5 separate regions of the Mus musculus genome follow, and regions 2, 3, 4 and 5 are each linked to region 1. The links are chromatin loops, found by intact Hi-C in ENCODE. Cell type or tissue: gastrocnemius. All regions are shown on one strand.

What was found. Peaks named below come from ENCODE experiments on the same cell type or tissue, not always from the same donor. Only the 100,000 strongest peaks of a DNase experiment are listed, where the experiment ranks them.
Region 2: it touches region 1 in a loop (3-fold over the local background); 10 of 42 quality-filtered maps call a loop at or near these places.
Region 3: a loop joins it to region 1, with 2.4 times the contacts of the local background. A loop is called at or near these places in 4 of 42 quality-filtered maps.
Region 4: it touches region 1 in a loop (12-fold over the local background); 29 of 42 quality-filtered maps call a loop at or near these places.
Region 5: it touches region 1 in a loop (10-fold over the local background); 41 of 42 quality-filtered maps call a loop at or near these places.

The regions. Positions count from the first base shown.
Region 1 is chr1:20,937,113-20,942,112 of GRCm38, reverse strand. Paqr8 (progestin and adipoQ receptor family member VIII) reads right to left here. Exons shown (of 3, transcript NM_028829.4): 3 at 2,463-5,000. All of the region lies in intron 1 of Gm51618 (a long non-coding RNA gene), which reads left to right. Among named protein-coding and RNA genes, the nearest start is that of Efhc1, 12 kb to the left of the region's middle. In gastrocnemius, CTCF peaks have their summits at 1,821 and 2,888; DNase peaks (open chromatin) are centred at 1,770 and 2,882; H3K4me3 peaks cover 1,009 bases; H3K27ac peaks cover 729 bases.
Region 2 is chr1:21,268,758-21,273,757 of GRCm38, reverse strand. Gm28836 (a long non-coding RNA gene) reads left to right here and starts at 2,073. Exons shown (of 3, transcript XR_373236.3): 1 at 2,073-2,343. It also overlaps the pseudogene Gm7094. In gastrocnemius, a CTCF peak has its summit at 2,112 (motif pointing right); DNase peaks (open chromatin) are centred at 1,398 and 2,113; H3K4me3 peaks cover 1,168 bases; H3K27ac peaks cover 538 bases.
Region 3 is chr1:21,000,026-21,005,025 of GRCm38, reverse strand. Tram2 (translocating chain-associating membrane protein 2) reads left to right here. Exons shown (of 11, transcript NM_177409.3): 8 at 696-800; 9 at 1,045-1,188; 10 at 1,893-2,056; 11 at 3,391-3,629. The coding sequence ends at 3,464. Among named protein-coding and RNA genes, the nearest start is that of Gm51618, 43 kb to the right of the region's middle. In gastrocnemius, a CTCF peak has its summit at 2,071 (motif pointing left); a DNase peak (open chromatin) is centred at 2,123; H3K27ac peaks cover 972 bases.
Region 4 is chr1:21,099,285-21,104,284 of GRCm38, reverse strand. No RefSeq gene overlaps it. Among named protein-coding and RNA genes, the nearest start is that of Tram2, 23 kb to the right of the region's middle. In gastrocnemius, a CTCF peak has its summit at 2,859 (motif pointing right); DNase peaks (open chromatin) are centred at 1,536, 2,396, 2,973 and 3,315.
Region 5 is chr1:21,159,250-21,164,249 of GRCm38, reverse strand. No RefSeq gene overlaps it. Among named protein-coding and RNA genes, the nearest start is that of Gm32947, 32 kb to the left of the region's middle. In gastrocnemius, a CTCF peak has its summit at 2,234 (motif pointing right); DNase peaks (open chromatin) are centred at 1,592 and 2,243.

The sequences.
Region 1 (5,000 bases):
GTTCGTGGTTCTTTAAGCAGGTTTATGGTCTAGAAAGTCTTTCTGGGGATTGTAGCTGAATCCTGGTGCTGAGTGCGTATGGAATTTCATCTCTGGTAGCAGCCAGCCCAGCAGTGTCACTCTGAGGAAAAGTGTGGCCAGTGTGTGCAGAAATGCACCAAGAACTGCACACAAAGGTTTGTTTTTCTACTGAGGGAGGGATGTGGAGGGAATCTACATAGCCCCCTTCTCTCGATTTAAAAGCTCTCCTAGTTCACACAAAGACATGGGGGAACATCTTTTTTCCCTATGTTCGCTTGGTTCTGATGGGGAAGAATGGAAACTTCGGATCCAAAGGCCTGAGTTTCTGGAAGACTCCATTACCAAACCAGGTAGTCCTGTGTTAATTTATTGATTTATGCCTCAATTCCTTATTGTAAAACAGGGGCAACAAAAATGGGAAGTACTAACAGGCTTGTTATTGGGGTGTGTGTGAAAGAAATTGAGAGAAAAACTCAGGATTAGTCAAGTGTCATAAAAGCTGGTACAGTTATTTATAGACTCTGCTGGCGAGGTGTCTTTTCATGTCTGCCCAGAAAATTACCCAGAGTGCAATTCAAATGCTAACAGAACGAGAAGGAAATATTTGAAGTCTTTCTAGGAAGCAGAACCCAGCATCCTGAGCTGTTTAAAAATACTCTGGAAACAATCTGCCACCCCCAAATGTGTGCCCACAGGAAGGCAAGAGCTTGCTGGGCCAGGCCCATGAATGGAAGAACCTAACAATAACCTGGTTTTGTGTAAATGGAAGGAAATAGATAATTGATAATTTAAAAAATTAAGAGCGACCAGAACACCCACCCCCACATTTCCTGGTTTCAGTAAAGTCCCCATAAGGGCTTGTGTGCTCCATCCTAACTACCAACCTCTGTCCTCACCATTCTCCTTTCTAAGCTGGCACACTTTGGACAAAACACAGCCAGAGTCCTCACTTCCCTTTCACAGTTGATGGACCTGGGGATGTAACCCAATTGATAAAGCACTTGCCCAGCAATCAGAAAGCCCCGGATTTGACCAGAATCGCTGCATAAGACCTTGCTATGATCACAGCACTCTGGAGTTGTAGGCAGCAGGACCAGAAGTTCAGCTACATAGCAAGTCTAAAGCCAATCTGTGGAACATGAGACTCTGTATCAAAACCATAGGGCTGGCGTGATGGCTTAGCTCTTAAGAGCTGATGGTGGCTCTTGCAGAGGACCTGGGGTCAATTCTCAGCACCCACATGGTGGCTCACAACCACCAGTAACTCCAGTTTCAGAAGATCCAGTGCCCTTTTCTATCTTTCATGGGCCCTATACAAATTGGAAGCACAGGCATACTTAAAGGCAAAACACCACACTCATAGAATAAACCAAACTAAACCAAGCCAAGCCAAACTCACCCTAGCTCTCCCGCTCACACTTCTTCCTGACTTTTTCTCCTGGCACCGATAACACAATGAATACACTTCATCTACTCGGTTTTCTGTTTGTCTACAACTAAGGGTACTGTGTGCTTTCTTTGCTACTGGGTTCCAGGGGCTTAGAGCAAAGCCTGGTACTCGGCAGTCCTAGCTGTTTGCGAGATGACTATCAGTGGATTCACGTACGCAGTTTTCAGGCTGGGCGTGCTGGGCTCGCTGGGCTCGCTGGGCGGGCTGGGCGGGCTGGGCGGGCTGGGCTCCAGCTAAAGGCTCTCTAGCACAGTCCTTGCTGGGCATCTGAGTCTGAGGAGGCATGTCATACAGTTCTCTCAACAGGAGAGCCAGTGCGCCACCTACTTTGTCTGCTAACCTGGCGTCATCAGGTTATGTACATGGCGTAACGTCGGGAGGGGGTGCAATGGAGCTCTTGGCATTCCTGTAAGCTGAACTGAATGAAGACTGCTGATTTCGTACTTTATAAAATGAAAGCAGTCAGTTGCTTAAAAACCTTTAGTTCCTTCCCCTGCCTCCAGGGACTTTTGGATGGCATTAACATACATTTTACTATTCAAAATGGTTTGATAAAACCTTTTTCTTTTCCCTCAAAACATTTGTTATTAAATAGGTCTATGGATTATCTTTTCCTCTCACTTTTCTACATTTTTTTCAATAATCAGATATTGCTTTTAAAAAACAAAATCAAGACAAACAAAAGACCCACCTTTCCACCGATCTTTCTGCACAGCTCCTTGAAAGGCAGGGAACCTTTGTAAAGCTCCACCCTTCTACTCTTAGCTCCTATCTGTCGGAGGAAGCCAATTGCTTGGGCAAGGGACAATCCCAGTGACACATGACGGGGATTTGGGGTTAGGCAAGATTATCAGACAACTTTCACGGAAGAATCAAACACTATTTTCAAAAAAACTCTGTGGATCTGACTTTGTGATCCACTCAGGCTGATTCTGAAGAACACAACAATGTAATTCATAATTTTTATATCTCAAAATAATGTAGGCCAAAATCAATTCAAAATCCAAGATCTTTAATAAGATTGTGATGTAGCTAGGAATATCTACGCAATTATACTGAAATCTGCAGAGAAATCAACTCCACATTTCTTCGAAGGGTAGTTTATTCTGCAGTAGACTTATTTTTCAAAGTTTTTATATCTTCCTAGTTTTAGATAGGTGTAGTGTTCAACCTCTTTCAGTTGGCAGTTGGCAGGCTAAATAAAACCCAGCTTTAGAATGAGCTCTGGGTCCATTACCAACAGGACAAAAATCCATGTGCAAAATCTGATTAATGATTATTCACGTAAGTAGGTTTATAGAGACAGAAAAAAAATCCCACACTTTTTCTTTAACCAAGCAAAACACAGATCTAGCCATGAAGCCTTGGCAACAAGCTCTGAGTGTACTGAGAGTGACAACATCACCCTCTGGAGGATGCAGGTGGAACTACAGAATAGTAACCAAACAAATGGAGGGCGACCGAAACAGGGCTAAACTACCCTCCTGTCAGGGCTCTGAATTCTATTTCAAGCTTCCAGTCTATGGCTTACACTATTGTTATTGAGAGACTTAAGAGCTGAAATTGTAACCCTGACATCTTTAAGAACTTTAAAATTAGTTTTATTAGAATTGGATATGGTGTTGGTGCAGCCTGGAATCCCAGCTCCTTGGCCGACTGCGACAGGAGAATCCATCTGGAGTTCCAGGCCAGCCTGGGATACACAGTGAGGTCCATCTCGAACAAAACAAACACCTTGAACAAGAAACAACAAAAACAGCCTTCACCGTCAAACAAAAGTCAGGATTCTGAAATGAGAAACAAGCCCCCCATGTCCAGTGTATCCTCTTCTTGAACTAAGTGGGGCCTTATATCAACCCACAAGAATCTTATTCATGAGAAAGTATAGATGACTGATGGTTTAATCTTATCAGAGGCGTTTACATATTAATGGGTTGAAAGTCTTAACTAAGAGAGGCAACAACCAAAATTTCTAGTTTTGGAGAGCAAGATAAACTATCTCCCTTATACCTTTTTAAACATTATGCTGATTTTGCAGGGTGACAAACTCCATTGTAAAATCAAGAGGCATGCATACTCCTCTTTACAATTTTTGGTTGTTACTTTTAAACTAGCCTAGTCTTTACCATCCTGATAGGCCCATTTTAATGACACTGTTTGAGGACTCTGAAGAGTTAAAAATCACCCATTTGTGTATGCATTTGTAAAGGCATTTGCATTATTCCAATTAGATACTGGTGTTTTCCCCCCACCTCAGTGCCCTCCCCAAATATCTATTATAAATACACGGTTGCTTGGCCTGGGGTGCACATCAATGGGAGAACTCTTTGTTAACATGTTGCAGGTCTTAGGTTCAAGTCCCAACTCCATAGAAATCACTTTCTTTTTCTTTTTCATCAGTTCCCAAGTCCATAGTTAGCAATAGTTGTATAATTAAACTAGGAACTGAACGCCAGTATCTCACGTTTCTCACGGGCGTCACGGGTGTCACGGGTGTCACGGGTGTCACAGACTTGTGAGGAACAGAGTTCAGCTCGACCCTAGGCTGCAGGACCATTGAATACCACAGATCCCTGTCCACAAGACTCAGAATGCCACACCTTTAGCCCTGCCATGTGGGAGGCAGAGACAGCTTGATTTCTATAGAGTTCTAGAGGTCAAGGTTTGCATGGTCTACATAAGGATTTCCAGGACAGCCTGGGTTATACAGTGAGATCTGATCTCAGGAAAAAGGAAAAAAAAAAATCTTTGTTCACAGATACCACCAGAAGACCGCCTTCCTCATCCCTTTCCTCTCTCACGTTTCCCACCAACTTTTAAAAGAATACAGTCTTTGAATCCACAACAGCAGAACTTCTAACACTTTCTGGTTCCCATTTTAAACAGACCCTCTACTTGGAGCGTTTACACATACACACCCTAAGAAGTCTTTGCTCAGTCCAAACCCGTTCAGTTTTGCTAACATTCCTTGGCATGAACTTGACCTAGACAATCAGAACCTTGGGTCATTTGGCTAGCATAGGCGTTCATCTTCTTGACCATGAATGAACAAGAACCCCATCTAATAAAACAGTGCAGGAGACACATGCTCTCTTGATTTAAAAGCAGCAGGGATACTGCTGCTGACCCCTCTCACATACAGATTAATAGTTGATTGACAGGTCACTCTAGCTTTTGGGGGTTCCTTTTTTTTTCTTGTCCCAAGAACACAAAACAGAAAAATTCCATGTGTGCATATATTAAAATAAAAGAGTTTAGACATTCCCATGTATAAGGCACAAAATTCACAAGTCACTCGCACAAAAAATATATATATAGAAAACAAAGGTTTTAAGACTAGCAAGAGGAGGTTCATTAACTGGAGTTGGAAACTTTAGCTTCCTTTTTTAGTACACAGGGACCTTATAATGATAGGAAGTGCAGCCTGCGAGTAGAGGGCACCTCAGCCCTTCCTCAAACACAGCCTCCTCCACTGGGTTCATGCAGAAGACAGTCCTCGGGGAGAGCTGTGTGGCCAGAACATCTCAGC
Region 2 (5,000 bases), 330 kb before region 1:
CTGAAGTTATGCTAGTAGACATAACTGAAGATCATTTACTCTTTAGGGTATTTATTAACTGAGCTTTCTTTGAATTCTTACATATTTTACTTCTGCATTTCCCCAAGATGGCAGAGGTGCTGAGGCCACACGGAATTGTGTCTCTGTCGCCGTGGATCGTAGGTAGACAGTCTTACAGGTTGGCAAAGGCCGAAGGTTTCACTGCACCCTCATCCTCAGCTCCACCCTTGGCTTCCACTCGAGCAGGTGGCTGATGGCGTGAGCTCAGGTGACAAGTTCCCTCTACCTAAGAGCAGTCCTGTTCCACATATCTGACAGTATGGAATCCCAAATGCCCTACAGAGAGATGTTCTCTGAGGTTCAGTTAGAATCACTGAATAGGAGCATGTTGTGGCTGCTTCCATCTTCTGGTACTTTAGTAGGAGCATCTCTGAGTGTCTATTCTGAGCCATATCTTAATCTGCTGCCGGAGCTGATGGAGGTTTGCGGAGGGGTGTTTAAGTGCAACAGACTGCGCAAGAGAGACTGTGCTTCAACTTTCAGACCAATGAAACAACAACAAAGATATCGCAGCATCATGACAGGAAGTATGATCTATCCAATCTTGTCGTGGGGATAATAAAGCGTTCCAAAGGGGTTGTTTGTTTTGTTTTGTTTTTCTGTTTGTTTCTTACTACTACAGATTTAATGACATTGGTAGGGACATATAACTTCTGGCACAGATTAGACACCAAGGGACTAACCTAAACTAAAAGTGGAAATGGATACACTCAGGTATTACATCATTGAACTGCTTAACAGGAAAGCTGTTAACAGGAGGTCCAAACCTCTTGGAAGGTACCAAGCAGCTAATAAAGGCTGGTCTTCTTCATCATCTTCAAGAATTCTTCCTCATTAATCTCTCCATCCCCGTCAGGATCAGCTTCATCAAGCATTTCCTGTAATTCATCTTCGGTTAAGTTTTCCCCTAGCTCCTTGGCAACCCTCTTGATGTTATTTAGTGATATGCTTCCCGTAGCATCGTCATCAAATAATTTAAATGCCTTCAGTATTTCTTCTTTTTCATCTTTTTCACTCATTTTTACGCTCATGATGGCAAAAAAATCTTCAAAACAAATGGTGCCAGTCCCTTCCTTGTCGATTTCAGCGATCAGTTGTTTTACTTCTTCTTTCTTTGGCTCAAAGCCTAAGGCCCGCATTGCAATCTTCAGTTCTTTCAGATCTATGGTTCCAGATCCATCAATATCGAATAAGTCAAAGGCCTCTTTAATTTCTTGCTTCTGGGTGTCATTCAGTTCAACTTTTGCTGCTTTTTTCTTCCATTGGTCTAAAGTTATGCGCTGGCTGGATGCCATATCCCCTCCCTGCGCCCCTGCCCGCGCCCGCGCAACAGCCGCTCTCCCCTCCAGGGCGCGCGTTTGCTCCCGGCAGGCGGTTGCTATATCCAAAGGGGTTGTTTTGAGTAGGGAAAGTGTTCTGTGAGTCTGAGGAGAGAGAAGGCTAGGGTGAGGATGGACAAACAGGATGTTGGAAGGAGGGCCAGAAGGATTCGCAGGCAAAGGTCAGGATGGGAGTGACTCTACAGCCTTGTGTCTTGCTGACAGTGCTCCTACGCCTCTCCTGGGGACTGATTAATTCCCTGGGACCAATTTAGACTTCCAAATTCTCAAAATATGATCAAATTAGTTCCCCCAAAATACTGTGTGTGTGTTCTTAAGTTTCGTTTCTGGGAACTGATTCTCTGGACCGGCAAGATTCAATATGCTTTCCAACTGTGGCGTTCTGTGGCGTTCTGTACCACCCCTCCTGGACATCTAAACCTGGATACTCTGATCTCACAGGGCAATAGCAGGATCACGAGGCTATGCCCTTATCTACCTAGATACTGAGCAGTGAGGGCACTCGCCTTTGAAATCAAATCAACTAGGATTCTGACTGTGGACACTTCACCCTTTGGAATGTCCCCACATCCACTGAAAATGGAAACAATTTGTAGTCTGTGGGTACAAAATTCTTAACGACTCGGGGGTGGGTGGGTGGGTGGGTGGGTGGGGAATCCTAAGGAGTCTTGCTGTAAGCATCATCCCGGCCGGCAGGGGGCAGCAGACTCCAGACCTATGCTCCGACACAGCTGGGTGGAGAAGGGACTTCTTGGCCTCTGCTGGCCCAGAGCTGCACCTGACTCCCAGGGCGAGGACAGAAGAAGGACGTGGGATGAAGGACTCTACCTCCCACAAACCAACTCCAAAGAGAACAAGACTGTGTTCAAGAGACACTTAAGAGAACACTTAAGGCGGGTCACAGCTACGGAGTGCGCCTGCGCAGTACTGCATCCGGAGTGAGGTAGTGCCCTTAAGCATCTCTGCTTTTTTTTTTTTTTTTTTTCTGCCTTTTCCAGCTGCAACAAGGGTGCAAGTGGGCTGTGCATCCGTTCCATAAAAGAAACTTTTCATGCAAAGGCATGAGAATAAACCAGTTGTTGCTGAGCATCTGCCTTCTCCTTCAATCTCTTGATCTTCACAGAAGATCTGGGGAAGGAGGAAGGAAGGAATGGCATCTGCCCTCCCACAGATCTTTTCTGGCTCATCCTGCCAATTTCCTGAATTTCTGCCTTCATGGGGACCCTAAATTTCGCATCTGTTTTACCCTTTACCTCCCCAGAGGTGGGGCGTTGTGGTAGATAAAGTTCAACCAAGACTTCCTTTAAAAATGGCTCTCATGCCCACTTAGCTCATAGGTAGGCAATTGGTTTATTTTTATGTGAAGATGCTTTGTGTATACTTATTTACAGATCTTTTAGTGGATGGAGAAGATTCTGGAGGCCTGAGACAGGGCAGGGCGGTTTCCTATCCCGGGCAGTGAATAATTTTGTTGCATTGCATCCAGGACGTTTTCCAGTCCTATATCAGCACCTAGCCTCTGTCTGTTGCACGAACATGCAATGAGCATGCCTCCCTCTTCCAGCTACACTCAACTCCTTTCAAGTTCTTACAGCCTTGAGGGGGGGTTGGAGGTGGAGGGTAGGTGTCCTTTGCCTTCCAGAAGAAGCCAGAAAGGTAATTGACCTGTGTAAGTTTTCTCAGTGAGCACTTGTTGCCAATGGAATAATTTTGTTCTTTAGCATGAAACTCAGTTCTCTGTGGAGACGCAGGAATTGTGGGATTCCTGACAATGTAGCCAAGGTTGGTGAGGCAGTGGAGGGGGGAGTGTGGACAGCCACTGGATAACTTCCACACAGGCTGTGTATTGGAGCCACCCACTCATTCTCTCAGGGCAGTGCGCTTGGAGCTGTGTGCAGGTCAGCAATGGATGAACTAATGTGGGTTTGCCCTACTTGAGCTTGGCTGGCAGAGAAAAAGAATCTGACAGGCAACGAATCTCAAGCAGTTTTACAGGAAATTAAAGGAATTTATCTCTTATTGAGACAGGGTCACACGAACAGTTCAGGGACTCAAGAAGGTGAACTCACTTTTCATATTTTAAGTTAGCTTAGGAAAAAAAATTAGACTCCAAGTTACTATCCAGTGATGAATAATCTGTGCTATCAGCTTTGGATTTTTAAAAAAGTATGTCTTCTTGACTATTAGGCACATCAGTGAATAGTTAAATATATGTGTATGTGCACACACAAACATGCTCTCATGCTTACACACACACACACACACACACACACACACACACACACACACACACTACTGTCCAGAGACTCTGACTAAGGGAAAAGCATCAAGACTTCCCACCCTTAATTCCACTAGTGGTCCAAGACAGAGACCAGTAGGGAGCCTTGCTTGTAACTCCCCAGCCTTGCCCACCTCCAGGCTGTAGACTCTCAAGGCTGACTCTCAAATTCATGCATGCTCCCCTTCATTGTCCTTTCTCACAGGTGGGTACTCTCATCAACTGATAGCTCCACTGCAGTCAGCTCCAGATTCATGTCCCCCTGTCTTTCCTGAGTATGTTCCACTACCACAGCTAGGAAACATTAAGTCTGCCTGTAAGGCTTGCTTGCTTAACCCTTCACTGACCTTGGGGCAAGAACCACAGACTCCCCTTACAGGGTGATGTGAGCACAGGTGATATTTCTAATGGACACTCTTTGCACAAAACATGTGTGTTTCAGGTTTTAAGGTGTGTCATTATTCGTTTGTTTGTTTGTTTGTTTTGAGACAGAATTTATCTGTGTAGCCCTGCCTGTCCTGAAACTCACTCTGTAGACCAGGCTGGCCTCGAACTCAGAAATCTGCCTGCCTCTGCCTCTGCCTCTGCCTCTGCCTCTGCCTCTCTGCCTCTGCCTCTCTGCCTCTCTGCCTCTGCCTCTCTGCCTCTCTGCCTCTCTGCCTCTCTGCCTCTCTGCCTCTCTGCCTCTCTGCCTCTGCCTCTGCCTCTCTGCCTCTCTGCCTCTCTGCCTCTCTGCCTCTCTGCCTCTCTGCCTCTCTGCCTCTCTGCCTCTCTGCCTCTGCCTCTCTGCCTCTGCCTCTGCCTCTGCCTCTGCCTCTGCCTCTGCCTCTGCCTCTGCCTCTGCCTCTGCCTCTGCCTCTGCCTCTGCCTCTGCCTCTGCCTCTGCCTCTGCCTCCCAAGTGCTGGGATTAAAGGCATGTGCCACCACTGCCCGGCGTGTCATTATTCTTTAATCGTGTGTGTCTCTGTGTGGGTGTGTGCACACTCGGCTTCAGAGTTCAAAGGAGGACATCAGATGTCCTGGTGCTAGAGTCTCAGGTAGTTGTGAGCTGCCCAGCATAGGTGCTGGAAACAGGGCTCAGATTCTTCACCAAGCTCTCCCACTCCTCCCCCTACCCTTTGCATTTCATTTCACTTTATTTACAAACATGCCTTGCTTGCTCGCTAACTCCCGGAAGGCTCTGCACATGTTCATTCATCTGCCTGGAACACTGGCTTACTCTGCTTGTTCCGGCTTCCCCGAGATCCCAGCTGGGACCCTGCCTCCCCTGGACATCCACCCTTAGACTCCAATGTCCAACAGACGCCTGTCCCCGTGGGGC
Region 3 (5,000 bases), 63 kb before region 1:
ACTTTTCATGCTCTGAGTAGGGCCCAAACTCTGTGTATGCTAGCCTTTGAGAGCTTCGCTGTAATGCCCAGATGTCTTGGGGAGCCCTGTTTCTGAGGAGCTCATAACAGGCTTCCTGTGAGACCGACCAACGTGGGTGAATAGTGTGTGTGGCGGAGCCCATCAGCTCTCACGTTCTGGCTTTCTGTCTCGAGGTGAAGGGTCATGGCAGCTGTCTCAGCCGTGCTCTGATGTGGGATGCTCACAACTCACATGCAGAAGGGTTATGGTGACAGCATCACCCAGCAGTGAGTGTTGAGCACCACACACGGGGAGAACTTCCTGCTTCCTCAGATAGTGCAAAGTCAAATAGCAGGAAATCTTCATATATGTACCCCCAAAGCCCAGCAACCTTGTTCTAGCCCCCCCACACACTTCTATGTATGATTCCAGTAGCATGAGCATAGAAAGGGCCAGATATCATGACGTATATGGATCAGGTTCATTGTAGGGACAAGCAGGTGAAATGGATCAAAGTCTGGGGAGTCAGTACAAGAAAACTACTGGAAGGTGCAGCAGCCGAACTGTGAGGAAGGATAAAGCACTGTCCCGCAAGAAGTGGATGGCAGAACAGAGAGCAGCCTGAGCTACCTCAGACCAATGGCTTCTGCTCTGGGGTGTCGGGCAGGGAGAGTAAGGCTTGTCTTTCCCTCCAGCCTGAGCCGCCTGGGGCTGATCTTGCTACTACTGCAGTACTCCACCGAGGCCCTCTTTCACATGGCTCGGCTCTTCCACTTTGCAGACGAGAATAACGAGAGGCTGTAAGTAGGGTTGCTGGATGCTGGCCTGTCCAGAGACTGATGGGGTGGGACCTGGGTATCTCATGCAATCTGACTGTTTGAGGGGTCCCACCCTACATTTGTGTCTGTTCAGGAACTTCTGAAACTCTCACCTTCCTGGGTCCTGTTTGATGCTCTTTCCCACTCTGGGTTGCTTCTGGAAATGGGGTGAAGGTTCCTTGAATGACTCCCAAAGCTGACATCCCTTTTCTACCCCTGAGAGCAGGTTTAACGCCTGGGCTGCTGTGTTTGGGGTCACGCGTCTCTTCATCCTCACCCTCGCTGTGCTGACCATTGGCTTTGGATTGGCTCGGGTGGAAAACCAAGTGTTTGACCCCGAGAAAGGGAACTTTAACACCTTGCCTTGTAGGTGAGTTGGCAGAAGTCTGGGGTGGTGAATAGAGGGGCTCTCTGAGCACTGCCAGGTACCTCCTGAACATGGCGTGTCTTCATAGAAGGTCGGGGTACAACCTCCCACACAGTGACGTTTAGGGGCAAGTATGTTAACATCCGTCTCCTGCCTCTGTCCTACATTCTTCAGTCCACAGCTTTCACGTGCTCTTGTGAGGAACCCAGTCCAGATGCAATGTGGGGCCCCTCACATTTTGCTCAGCAATCATGGTGCAGAGGACATTTTTCATCCCAGCGGGGTTGATCATGACACTCTCAGGAAGCTCAAGATAGAAGCTTCATCTTTTATTTCAAGCTGTGTGGTCCATGAAGCTATAGGCATTAGAGTGTGTGTGATCTTGATATAGGAGAAGAAAATTATTTCTGCACTCTCATATGCTAGCTCTTTCGAATGTTAGCAATATTCATCTAGATTGTTATGGGCCAGGCATGTGGGAGAGAGGACAGTGGTGGATCTGTAGGATTAGTTTGATTGTGGTGACCATCATCACCTTAGGGCCTTCACCTCACATTGCTCGTGTACCAGAGAAGAGACAGACTGAAGAGCACACCCTTGCTGGTGTCGGGAGCTGTGGGGAGGGTGGGCCACAGGAGCTACAGAGACCTCCTTCTGCAGTCTGTAGACCTGAACTTTGCCCATAGATCCATTTCTACCCTCCGCAGGCTTGGCATGCTGCTGCTGGTGTGTGTCGCCCAGGCCTGGCTCATGTGGCGCTTCATCCACTCCCAGTTGCGGCACTGGCGGGAGTATTGGAAGGAGCAGAGTGCCAAGCGTAGAGTCTCTGCTGTCCCCAGGCCCCCAGCCAAGCTCCTCAAGAGAGAACCTGGTGAGTGACACCCTGTGGCAAATGAGCGAGTGGCTGGGGACTGCAGATTGGTGAAGGAGAGCTGGCACTTAAGTGCTCCACAAACCAGTCCTGCTGGCGTCCCCTCCTTGTAGACATTTTTCTCCCAGCCTGGAACACGGTAACCAGCATGTAATTGGCCATGAGCCAGAGACCCAGTGTGAGCAGGCTGGCTCTAACAGGGCCTGGCTTAGGGCAGCACTGGGTGGGGGTAGCTTCTGGCATGTAGCTAAGTTCTCCTGCTGTTGCTGCTGTTGTCACCCGTGTCCCGTGCTACAAAGTGGCCGTGTGTGTCCTTACCTGCTCTTGTGCTCTCCGTCTTGGCCCAACCCTGCCTCCGAGGCTTCCCATCTCTCTTCAGGACTGACTGACTCACAGTGACAGTGTTAGGGAGGAGCCATGGAGATGGGGCACACACATCTCCTTTAACTCCTGAGCATCCTCAAGTGATCCCCTATGCTCACAGGTCCTCAGACATTGTAGCTCAAGTCTACTACCCAGCCTTGCTTGGGGCCTGGCCTGTCTGCATGCCTGTTTTCTGACTCACCTGCATTTTCCCATGCAGCTGCCTGCCTGGAAAGAGCCTGTGTGTGTGTGTTTGTTTGTTAGCAGTCATTTGGATGTGAGGAAGACTTGGAATGGGTTAGGAGGAGGGGTTTCAGTGATGCCACAACTCATTAAATTTGTGGAGGTATTTTTCTCTCCTTTTTTATTCTTGTTGTGTTTGGTTGAGACAGGATTTCTCTGTGTAGCCCTGGCTGGCCTGGAAATTGCTCCATGGACCAGGCTTGCCTCAAACTCAGAGATCCCCCTGCCTCTGCCTCCCGAATGCTGGGATTAAAAGCTTTGACCACCACCCAGCTTGGTCAAAGGAATGTCAGGCCTTGCCCCTGCAGTATCTTGTTCCCCATTTCTTCTCCTTGTTACCATTCTTGTTGCTGAGACCTGTCAGAGCTCTGTGGAGCTGAGGGATTGAGAACACTGGGAGAACTAAGAGATTAACGCCGGCATTGCTCAGATCTCAGTGTAGGCTGCTGCCCTTTCCTCAGTTTCTGTGAATCACGGTAGGTGCCCTCCACTAAAAGATAGTCAAAGGCTAAACATGTAAAGCAAAGCCACTTATCAAAGACACTAGGACAGGCAGCAATCTGCCCTGGACTGTCTCTGGGCTTCCATTGGCTACAGCCTGCTTCCTGGTCGGATGGTCTGCCTGCCACAAAGCCATGTCCCCATAACACCCGACCCTCCATGTCTCCATTTTCCTGCCTCAGTGTCAGCTGAAACCCTGTGTGTGTCTCTTCTCTACATTCCCCCAGGTTACCATGAAAACGGAGTGGTGAAGGCAGAGAACGGGACCTCCTCACGGACTAAGAAACTCAAGTCTCCCTAGCGCCACTGTGCTGAGAACAGGGATCCTCTGGATGAGGAAGCCCTGGCCCCAGCTCAGTCTCTCCACCCTCCTGCCCATGCTCGTCTCCACCAGCAGAAGCCTTGGCATCAAAGGGGGAGTTCCTCTCTACCTTCTAGTCTTTCTCTTCTTTCATAAACCATTCTCAATAAAGCCAAAAATCTTATACTCTTGCTCCCCTGAGCCGCCAGATGGCCTCACCTCTGTCCTATCTTGAGTTTTCTCAGAGGCCTGCATTCTCCTGATTGTCTTCCTGCTCCTTCCCTCCTCCTCCTCCTCCTCCTCCTCCTTCTCTCTCTCTCCCTCCCTCCCTCCATCCGTCCCTCCCCCTGTCCTCCTCCCCTCTCCCTCTCCCCCCTCTCCTCCCTCTTCCCCTCTCTTTCTCTCTCCCCCTTCCCCCTTTTCTCACCTTCCTCCCCTCTCTCTTTCTCTCTCTCTCATGGCTGCTTCTCATCCTCCTTTCTTCCTAACTTTAATGTGCAATTTCTCTGATTTGTACAACCGGGGGGAGCTAAGATGGCAGCCCTGCCCTTGGGTCTCAGGGCTTGCCAATCTGGAAGCCTCTGGCCAAGGAGCCTCCCCTAGAGCTGGTGGCAGATCCTCGGTGGCCCTTGTGGACAGATTGGATTACAATATTCTTGGTGCTGACCGACAGACAGTCAAGATGTAGGATTCTGGTTCTACGCATCCTTCGCTTTGGGGACATAGTGACTTAATCCAGAAAGACAGTGTTAATTAACTATTGAGTCCCAGGACTCCAGAGAGCTTCCAGTGTGTCATTTGAATTGGAAAGCAGCCTGCCTTCACTCTCTGAGGGGACATGCTAAGGAGGATGTGCCTTCCCACTTGTCCCACAAGAGCAAAGCACATCAAACATCTGCCTCTTCTAGAAAGGTGGCTCGACAAACAGAAGAGTCGATCTGGACCATTCTCCACCCACCAGCATCTGAAACCAAACCAAAAGGCAGTTACAAACCCGCCCAAGACACGCTGTTCCCAAGTCCAGAGATGGCCTGCCCCAGCCGGCCAAACTTGCAACCTCAACTTCATCTCTCTGCAGAAACAGGAAGCCCCAAGGACTCCATCGCCCGCCATGTGTTCCTTTGGCCACCTTCCCTCTGGCCTCACCTGAGTGTTCTTTTAAAGTTGTTAATGTTGTTTGTTGAGCACACCCAGAGCCTGACACCAGGATGCCTCAGGGTTACTCTTCTGGTTGCATGAGCTGACACAGCCATGTCCACAGGAGTCTGTGACCCCCTTCCCTTCGGTGTTCTTTCCTCTCTCTTCTACCTGAAGACGGGGTCATCAGGTCCTTATGGTACCTTGTGAGGACTTTTAGAATGGATTTAGGCTTTAAAGGGTCCCCAAACTCTGAGCTAGAGTATAGGGGAGCAGTTCTTGGTAACACAAGACATTAATGTTACCTAATATTCTGCCTGGCCTTCCTTTGACACCATATCTGAGACCAGAGCTTGAGTGTTTACCCATAAAGAGGGAGCTGGGTCTTCAGCAAGAGCT
Region 4 (5,000 bases), 160 kb before region 1:
GCCTGTTGGAGCTAAGGGAACACCTGTGACGTCCTCAGCGTCACAGGCACCTTAGCCCTGAAGTGGATCTAGCCTTTGGAGACACACGTCTGTCGTGCTTTGGCCTGGAGCAGAGCCAGACTAACACTCTAGGTCATCATCAGTTATTTAGTCCTCTTTTGTTCATAAAAGGAAGCCGTGAGAATCCTGGACCCCTGGAGCAAAGCGCTAGAGGGAATAAGAGTCCAGCAGGATGCAGGTAGGGAACACGAGGAACAAATGCTGCTGGTATTTACCTTGGTGGGCCAGAGTGTGGAAGGGTAGGGGTTGACAGGAACTGAAAGAACTCAGCAGACAGCCTGGCCAAGGTTGAGACACAAGGGGTGTGTGTTTCATTCCCCCACAGTGGGTGAAGGGAACCATGGAAGGCACTCTCCTTGAGTCCTGGTGCCTCAAATATTGGATATCAAGTGCTTGAATCTATTCGTAGATGCTTCAATTAAACAGAATTTTGCCACTTTCAGAGTTGCCCATTTCCCAACCCTCCTTCTCTTTTGCTGTTTTAATCACCTCAAACCATATCTCTTCGGTTTTCTTTTAGTATGCCTAACAAGGAAGTGTGAGTTTCTATTTTGCCAAACCTCCTGAAAAATCTTACTGCTTCCTGTAGAAATGGTGATGTCCCAACACGGCTCTGTGCTGTATGCTTAGACTATTGTGGGAGGAAAAAATTAAAAAAGAATATCACAAAACTCATCTAAAAATTGAAGCTAGGCATGGTCACATATGCCTGTAATCTCAGCAGTCAGAAGGCTGAAGCAGGAGGATTGCAAGTCTGGGGCCAGCCTGGGCTAAATAATGAGATGCTGTTTTAGAAAAAAAATTATAGCCACGCCTTGAAACCCAGGTAACTCACTCTCAAAGCCTGTTTCCTAGGCTACGAGGGATGTATTCTTTATCCTTCTGCCTAGGGGAAAAGTCCCTAGACCATGGGCAGAGAGTGCCACATGCACATGCACAAAGTTACACACACACACACACACACACACACACACACACACACACACACACACACACCAGCCAAGAAGCAACACCCCCTCCACAGCCAGCTGAGCAGCGTCATCTGTAAGCTCTCCTAGAAAAAAAAGTTATCAAGTACTTACTGTATACAAAATCATAAAATCTGATAAAAGAGGAGTTTGTTTACCCAAAGGCACGGTGCCCAGGCACTTCCAAAGATTGATGATGTCTTATTTCTAGGAAGTCCCACGCAGTGGGAAACTGAGTCATGAACTTCTCATTTCCATGACTGTCATTACCTTGTCCAGGCTTCCTCTCCCATCTATAAAACGCACAAAACCGTGGAGCATTGACTTGGGTCATCTACTCATCGATCTGTAAACGTGCATCAAGATGTCAGATAACTACTTGTGCAAATTGGTTATGCTCCCAGACAAAGAAACCAAAATAAATCAGGCCTCTGGCCAGCAAGCAGTCAGCGTGACCCAAAGGCAGAGACTGCGTGCCCCTCACTGGCCTTCTCTACCGCCCTTTAGTGCCAAACAGACTTAGTACCCTTTGCCAGCATCCTCTTAGCACCAGGTGCCTATGTCTACAGTCCTAACCCTTAGGTTTTATAAACTCCATCTGGGTCAGCTAGCCCCAGGGAAAAGAAAGGGTGAACATCAACAGCACAGGATGTTTCAAGTGTACACTTTAAGAGAAATAAGAAACAGTATAGGTTAATCTGCATAAAAATTTAAAAATATGAAATAACACAAAGGGATAGTACAATTGCTTTTTTAGCCCTGCTTTAAACTATTCTCAAGCACGCCTGTCTATCAAAACTATTTTTAAGACTGTATTTTGAAGGAAAAAAAGAGTAGTGCTTATTTGATAAAATTGCCTTGGGAGGGGGACGTGGAGGCAATATCAGTGAGAGTTCTTTGGTTTTGTTGTTTTACACTTATTTATTTATTTGGGGTGTGACTGTGTGTGTGTGTCGCCAGGGTTCCCACAGAGAAATCAGAGAACAACTTTCAGGAGCCAGTTATCTCCTTCCACCATGTGGGTTAGAGGAATAAAATTTAGGTGGTCAGACTTGGCTCACAAAAATTCCTTTCCCCCGTGCAGTTATCTTACCAGCCCTCAATGAGAAAGTTCTTTGTGGGACATCCCTTCCTTGTTGCTTGAGATCATGTAAGCCATTTCCAGGAAATGCAGGTTCCAGCTTTTGGGGTTTTTCCTGACTCGTAGGTCAGAAAGCTATAAGGAAGGTGTGTGGTTTATAGGAAGAGAAGAGGTTTACGTTCCAGCGCAGTCCTCGTGAGAGTTGGAACGACCCCAGGTCCTACCCAGACCCTCTCATCACAAGGTCCCAGAGGCTTCCTGTGCAGCTAAGCGTGAAAGAAGCCAGGCGCTTGGAGCCCCTTCCTGTGCCGCTGCCCGCCCCAAGGCAGCACTGCTATGCAAGATTTGTACACAGCTTTCACACCTCCTAGCAATACAAATCCCAAGTGTGTGGGAGTAAACACCTCCTGCTCAAGTCACAGCCCTGAGTTCTGTCTGGGAAAGCTCTGAACGAATGACCTTCTAAGTCTCCTGAGGGCCGAGGGGCCTCCAAAGGGAGCCAAGGTTAAAAAAACAAAACAAAACAGAAAAACCTTTCTGCATCCATCATCAAAGTCCGTTTGAGAGTCAGAGCTGTTGTGTTTGCTGACCTTTAAGTCACAGTAAATCATTTACCTATGGAGGACAGCAGGAAGACTCGCAACCATAGCTCTTTAAAGTCAGCTGGGAAGATCCACTTAGCTCCCTCTATCCCAGGCCCTACCTTATCTTTTCCTTCTGGGCCAGATGGTGTTTTTAGCCTTTGCTCTTCCACCAGAGGGCGCCAGCAGGCACTTGGGTTGGCCACCAATTCCAATTAGGCTCAGGACCTTGAGTCTATGCCTGATGATAGAGGAAAAATAGAAACGACAGAAGCCAAAACAGTCGTGTCTGTCTGAGCTGCCAGCCACAACCATGTGTGATCATGGGAGCTTGTCAGAGTCAGAATGGCCCAGGCAATCAATGCCTGCTAAAGGGCTGTGTCCCTCAGACCTATGCTGTGATCTTAAAGCAGGCAGCCACCCAAGGCCCTAACAGGAGCAGCACTTGAGGCTCATTTGGGAAGTGCCAACCTTCTCACCTTGAGTTTTTCCTCCTGAAAAATCACCAGTCATCACAAACCTGTGTGATCAGACACTCCGTCCCTCTGAGTTTTGGCATCTACTACTTCTGTTTCTTCAGCTCCATCACAATCTCGCTGGCCCCAGCCCTAGCCTTGGCTTTGGCTACCAAGTATTCCCCTGGCATCTACCTCTCCTGGGCCTGGCTTCTTAAGGTCCTTCCATGGGAGCATATGGTCACCTGTGGGGGTCTAGTGCCTGATGCAGAAGGAGAGATGAGGGATAACGAGGACTACTTTTTGACCCTGAGGAGCTCACAAATGTCACCCAGTTTGTCCTGGCAGCTCAGCTCGACACTGTTTATAAAGTAGCCACTATCTTGATAGCCTTTTTTTTTTTTTTTTTTTTTTTTTTTTTAATTTTAGAGGCCACTGAAAATAAATGGTTGAAACCTTGGGCTCTGAGGCTGTAAAGATTTCACTCAGGTTCTGGCTGCCTCTTACTAGCAGAACGGCCCACTTTGCCTTCTATATTGTTTTAAGGTGTGTATGTGTGTATGCATATGTGTATATATGTATGTATGTGTCTATGTGTGTGTGCATGTGTGTGTTCATACATGTATATGTGTGTATGTGTGTGTATGTATTTGTGGGTAAGTGTGCATATGGGTATGCAAGTGTGTGCATGTGTGTGTGTTTTCAGGATGTGCATATGTGGACACCCATACCACAGCATGTGTGTGGAGATCAGAAGACAACTTTACGGAATAGATTTCCTCCTTTCACCTTTACTTGGGCTCCAGGGATTGAATAGATATTGCTGGCCCTGCCTTCTGATTAGGTCTTGGTATTCACCTCCCTAAAATGGGCATAACAGAGTGTGTAGAGATAGCTCAGCAGTTAAGAGTGTTCACTGTTCTTCCAGGATACCAAAGTATGTTGAGGGACGCACAGTGATCTGTAACTCCAGCTCAGGATCTAACACCCTGACAACTATATGCGTATACATACACATAGACAAACATACAAACCTCGGACTTAATCACCAGTTCTGGGAAGGAAAAAAAAATGTGTATTGTGTGTGTGTGTGTGTGTGTGTGTGTACTTAGCCAGATTTTTTTTTTCAAAAACAAACAAGCAACAAAACCTAATAATGATGAGGATAATTAGGTTTTTTTAAACTACTTCATGCACTATTATGAGGATTGAGTGAGATATTGTATGTGGACTTAGCATAGGGCCAGCCCTATTTCCTGTGGGTATCAACACGCAGCAGTAGAGTCTTCTTAATTAATGCATGACAGTGACAGCAAGCAATGAGAGACGACGCAGACAGAGGGTCTGGATTGCAGTTGTAGATGTAATGTGACATCATTGTGTATACCTCAACTTCTCCATCTATAAAATGCCCACGGCACTGACTGCCTTTTGTACCTGTGTGACTAGTATTTATCAAACGTTAACCTTGCTGCAGGCCGCCATTGGTACTAGTGCATTGTGACTATGCCCTACATCCTAGTTTCACATATTAGGAAACTAAGACACACAAGTTGAGGGCCACGCAGCCAGTCACAGAGGGAAGTGACATTTCATGCCCACACGGGGCAGTCTGGCCCAGAGCCTGCCTTCTTACTTCTGATACCATGAAGTCTCACATAAGGCAATAATTCCAACTGTGCCTGGGAGCAGGGATCACTGTGTACACACTACAGATTATGAGTTCATACCCAGCCGCTCAGTGTTTGGGTTTCAGCTGGGATCCTCAAGCAAACAAGGCGTGGAGTTGGACTGTTCTAGACGGCCCGGAGGCATTTGTCTCAGCACTAGTACTTCTGAGTTTTGTGGCTAAAAT
Region 5 (5,000 bases), 220 kb before region 1:
GCATGACGAACTGTATAAAAGGGCTGCAAAATTCAGAAGGTTGAGAACCAGGGAGGAAGGTTGTGAACCAGTGCTCTAAAGAGAGGCTCAAGACCACTCGGTAAGGAACTCACAATCCTCTGGAAATCAGTGAAACTTAGCACATTCATGAAGATTCCTCCCTCCTCAAGGTTATATAAATCACAAGAGTCTCCTCTGAAAAGAGAACAGTCTCCAGCAGGTTGAGTTGCCTGCAAGTCACAGAGAGCTCCCCCAAAATGGGCCTTTTATGAACAGTGACATGGGGGTGATACAGCTGCCTCTAAGGCATTCCTATTCCCGTAAGTGACACCCCCCCCCAAACTCACTGGCTTACCAAGTTAAACTTTGGTAGAATCCATTCTTTGGTCTGTAATCAGAGCCCTATGTGGGATGAGAAGAACTTCCTTCACATGTCTCAGGAAGTGGACACAATGGTATCTTCCTGTGCCGCTAATACTAACATACCTATCTCAGACTCTACATCAATGCCTTTTTAAGACTCATTGTGTGAAGTAGTAAACGTAGTGTCCAATCAGGCATACAGACAGGTACTAAGTGCCAACTGCCCTCTTCCTGGACACTGAAGCCCACATACCCTGCAGGAACAAGTGTCTGAACTCTACTTACCCCAATGAACACTTGACCACATCTGTGGCTCAGACAACCCAATCTTGGTCCTTCTCCACACTGCTTTTCTCTTTCTAGAACTTTCCACTGAATCCTCCCGGTCTGGTAGTGCTGGCTTCACTTCTGACAGCCGAGTCAGGGATCACTCCAACTTAAGGTGATTTAAAGTTTTTGTTCTTTCTGTCAGTATTTCAGAGCTCAGTCTATTACTGAGTGAAGTCGTGACAGAAACCTAGAGACAGGAGCTGATGCAGAAGCCATGGAGGGATGCTGCTTGCTGGTTTGCTCTCCATGGCTTGCTCAGCCTGCTTTCTTAGAGCACCCAGGACAACCAGCCCAGGGATGGCCTCACAAATCAATCACAACTTAAGAAAATGCCCTACAGCCTTGCCTACAGCCCAATCTTATGGAAGCATCTTCTCAATGGAGAGTTCCTCTTCCCAAACAACCCAAGCTTGTGGCAAGCTGACATCAAACTAGCAAGCAAGTTCACAAAGTATTTACCTCTGAATGATATTCATAAATCTCCCCAGCTCTCTCGCTGACCAGTTCAGCTCATTTCTTTCCAGAGGGCAAGGAAGGAGCCCAGCCACAGCGGGGCGCGCTGGAGGCTAATCCGGAAACCCTCTTACAGAAACCGGCTCCCTCTGCTCCCTTTCTTTGCCTGGGAACCCCAGAAGTCGCTCAGAGCCTGGGGATTGAGAAGGACCAAATACCCAGCTGAAAGGTAGGAGGAGCTACTGGAGGGAGGGTTAGAGTGGCCTAGACGGCTTTGAGGAACAGCCCTCTTGACCCTCCAGGTCTGTCCATCCGCCCTTTCAACCAGACGGCTCCAGAATCGTGCCAAATCCAATCAGGTAATCCTGCAGCTCTGAGATGCCTCTGGTCCTCTCGGTTCCTGCTGCTGATCGCATGTTGGACCTCCACTCTCTAGCCTCAGTCCCGGAAGGCGGGTAGCCTAGACTTTTCATGCGGATTCCTGGTGGGTCAGTATTGGGGGCTGCTTACTGTCATGTGTTCCTGACATATAGCTGATCCAGGTGGTTCTCCTCCACCCACAAAGCCACTCAACCACCCCTCCGAGCATTCTAAGGTGCCATCTCCAGCCAAGGACAGCTTGGTTCTGGGTTCCTGAGCACTTTATGTTGAATTTAATAGACACAGAGGACATGAACCCTGGTAGTCCAAAGCCCTCTGGCAAATCAAGCACAACACCTCGCCTCAAGGGCCTGCTCTAAATTTGCTGGGGGGCCACTTGTCTCAGGACACTGTCATTTGTCACACCATACTCCTCGTTGGGTTTTACCAAACTGAAAAAGAGACAAGGGTAGGACAAAATTTTAAGTAACCAAAACAAACATCTGAAAATCAAGGGAAACAAAAAGACACGAAAAATGCCCAATAAAGAAAAAAAAAAGCAAAATTTGCAAAGGAAAAACAAAACAAAGAGATAAAAGACAAACTGGAGAGAACAGGTCAAATGATATAAATCTAATGTCAGTTTTAGTATATTTGCATGGAATTTTTACTTGGACCTCCAGAATCAAACATGTTCTCTCGTTCAATGGTATTTTCCACAAAGAGACAGCAGGGGGCGCTAGAGGTCAACGCTTCATTGAGCATGGTGCTGCCTTAGCCTTTCTGAGGTCTTCCTGGAAGTCTGTGCAAAAAAATGGGCGTGATTTCTTCACTACATCCTGTTTAAAGACTACAACTTTCCTGAAATGTTGTTACAGGATATAAGATGGAACTTTTAAGTAGAGCAGTGGAGAATGACCGGAACAAGGTCTGCCTGACCTGTCCTCATCCAGCCATTTTGACTCAAAGTGGACTTCTGCCAAGGCTGTGGGACCTTTGATGCTAACAGTGGGGATAAAGATTTTCTCAGGATGGAGACCATTCCAATAAGGCAGCAATAATGGGATGGGAACAGCTGATGATAATGAGCATCTTTTGCGTGCTGGCCACCACTTTAAGTATTTTATAGATATCCGCTGTCACCTTCACAGCCATCCACTGAGGTAGGTACCCCAACATCCCCATAGTATGGAGGAAGGAACAAGCGACTTGCCTTAGATCATACAAAGCAGCATCAGATGCTTAGGAAGAGCAGCACATGCTGACTCGTGTTCATTCTGAGTTTGTCATGTGTAGCTCTACACTTTCTTATAAAGGAAAACACTGAGTGACTGTTGTAGGAAATACATAGTAGAAAACAAGCATTAGGAAATATACAGTATTTGCTATTGTTATTAATACAGTTATATGTATCTTCTGGGAGTTTAATATCTAGCTAAGGAGTTTAGCATAATTAATAATACAAGAGAGGCACCAAATGGATGAGTTAATCAGTCAGTCAATCAAACCAAGAAATAATAGCTGCCCATCAGCATTGTAGTGAAGGAAAAGATGTGCAGAGAGTGTCAGACCCAGGTCATAGCTCGCTCAGTGTAGCGACTGCTTAAAATCTTATAGGAGAAGCCTCTGTGGCATTAACAGCAAGCGATTTCTGACTCTAAGTGGCTGAGATAACTGTTACATTCTGAATGTTTCATTGCATGGATTAGACACATTAGATAATTTCCACGTGACAGGGGGCATCAAATCCACCCAGCTTGAACACACTAATAATAACCTCTGAGTTACCAATAATGTGTTGGTGCAGCATTAGGGAACGAAATCAAAACACTTTGGATTGTTATCATCTAGATTTTATTTCTGCACTTCAGGCCCCCTGTATCTTCATTCCTCTTGTCTGTGTGTTGATTGAGTTTGAATCCGTGCCTGCCTGAAGGCTGTCTTGTGAGGCTGTCCTGGTGTCTGTCCATCTGTGTGAATGTGTCTGTCTGGGACTGTGTGAATGTGTCTGTCTGGGACTGTGTGAATGTGTGCCAATCTGAGAGCTCCTGTTCCTAACAAAGTGTTTTACTATGTATGCGTTGAACGTCACAGAAAGCATCACATGGTGAAGGAAGGAGGGAACTCTTCAACAGAGTTTACACAGGATTAAGTCACTGACGCCAGCTGATCCCAACAGGCCCAGATAACAGATACCGTTGTTCATCAAGCAATAGCTGTGTGTCGTGTACAATATCTATGATTGATATAAGATTGCTTTCACCCTCTATCTTTGCTGCTTTGTGCAAATGATTATCAGAATACGCATGCATTGCTTAGGTCTGGCATGGAACAACACATAAACCAAGCTTACAGCTATACATTGTAGCTTAGGTTGCAAACAGTGATTACACTGGGAATCTAAGGCAGGTAATATTGATTGTTACATTGTTCTCTTAAGGAAGGTTAAACAAGGTAGGGCAGCAGGACAGCAGCCTGAAGTCTTAAGTAACCTCACAGTGCATTACTAACTTCCTGGAGTCCAGTAAAAGTCTCAGTCTTTTAAAATGTAAAACTATTTTATCATAATGAATTGCCACATTTAATCATCGTATGCCTGTGGATGTTTGACTAAACATATCCTCTTCGAAAAAATTCACTAAAATAAAGCAGTAGCTTGATGTCTACATTTTGGTCAAACTACTTGCTGATTTGGGGGGTCCATTTATTTCATGGGTATTTTTCTGTTAGCTCTGGAATAGGATGCAGACCTGGACAGGATGCCAACTCACAGACTCTGGAGGAAGGGGCATGGCTAGGCATATCATGTTAATTGAAACTTGAAGTCTGAGAGGGAGCCAACAGACAATGAACCAGTTGGACCATATATTGGAGCCCCATACTGGGTACATGGAATAAATAGGTTGAGCAAGGGTGCTGGTGGGGGAAGGGCTCTGTGACTTGTGGAAACAAAGTGAGAGTACTGGGTGCTGCAGACCTGGGAAATAGAAGCGCAGTGGATTGATTCAGCAAGAAGCTGAATTCATTATGTAATAAGTGACCTTGGCTAAGCATGGTTTCCTGCCCCTGCGTCATCTATTCAAGTCACCTGGACTTTTGCAGTCTCCAGATGTGGCTGAGTGGAAATTTGACATCATGAGGCATAAGATAATTTTTGTGTGCAACTTGCTTTTCATTGGTTGTCCTTGACGGAACCCAATGCTGTATGTATCTATGCATATACAAGTCCAGAAGAGCATCTATCTTAAATGGCCTGTCACTCTTTGTTCTGTTTAACAGTAAAAGAAGGAGCTGGTAAGATGGCTTAGGAGGTAAAGATGTTTATGCAAAACCTAATAACGTGCATTTTGTCCCAGAACCCATATAAGGGTGAAATCAAGAATGGACTCCACAAGGGTGCCATCTGATCTCCATATGTACACCATGACATGAACGCACACACACCCACCATCACACACACTAGTCATAATAAGCAAAATTAACTTTAAAAGTTA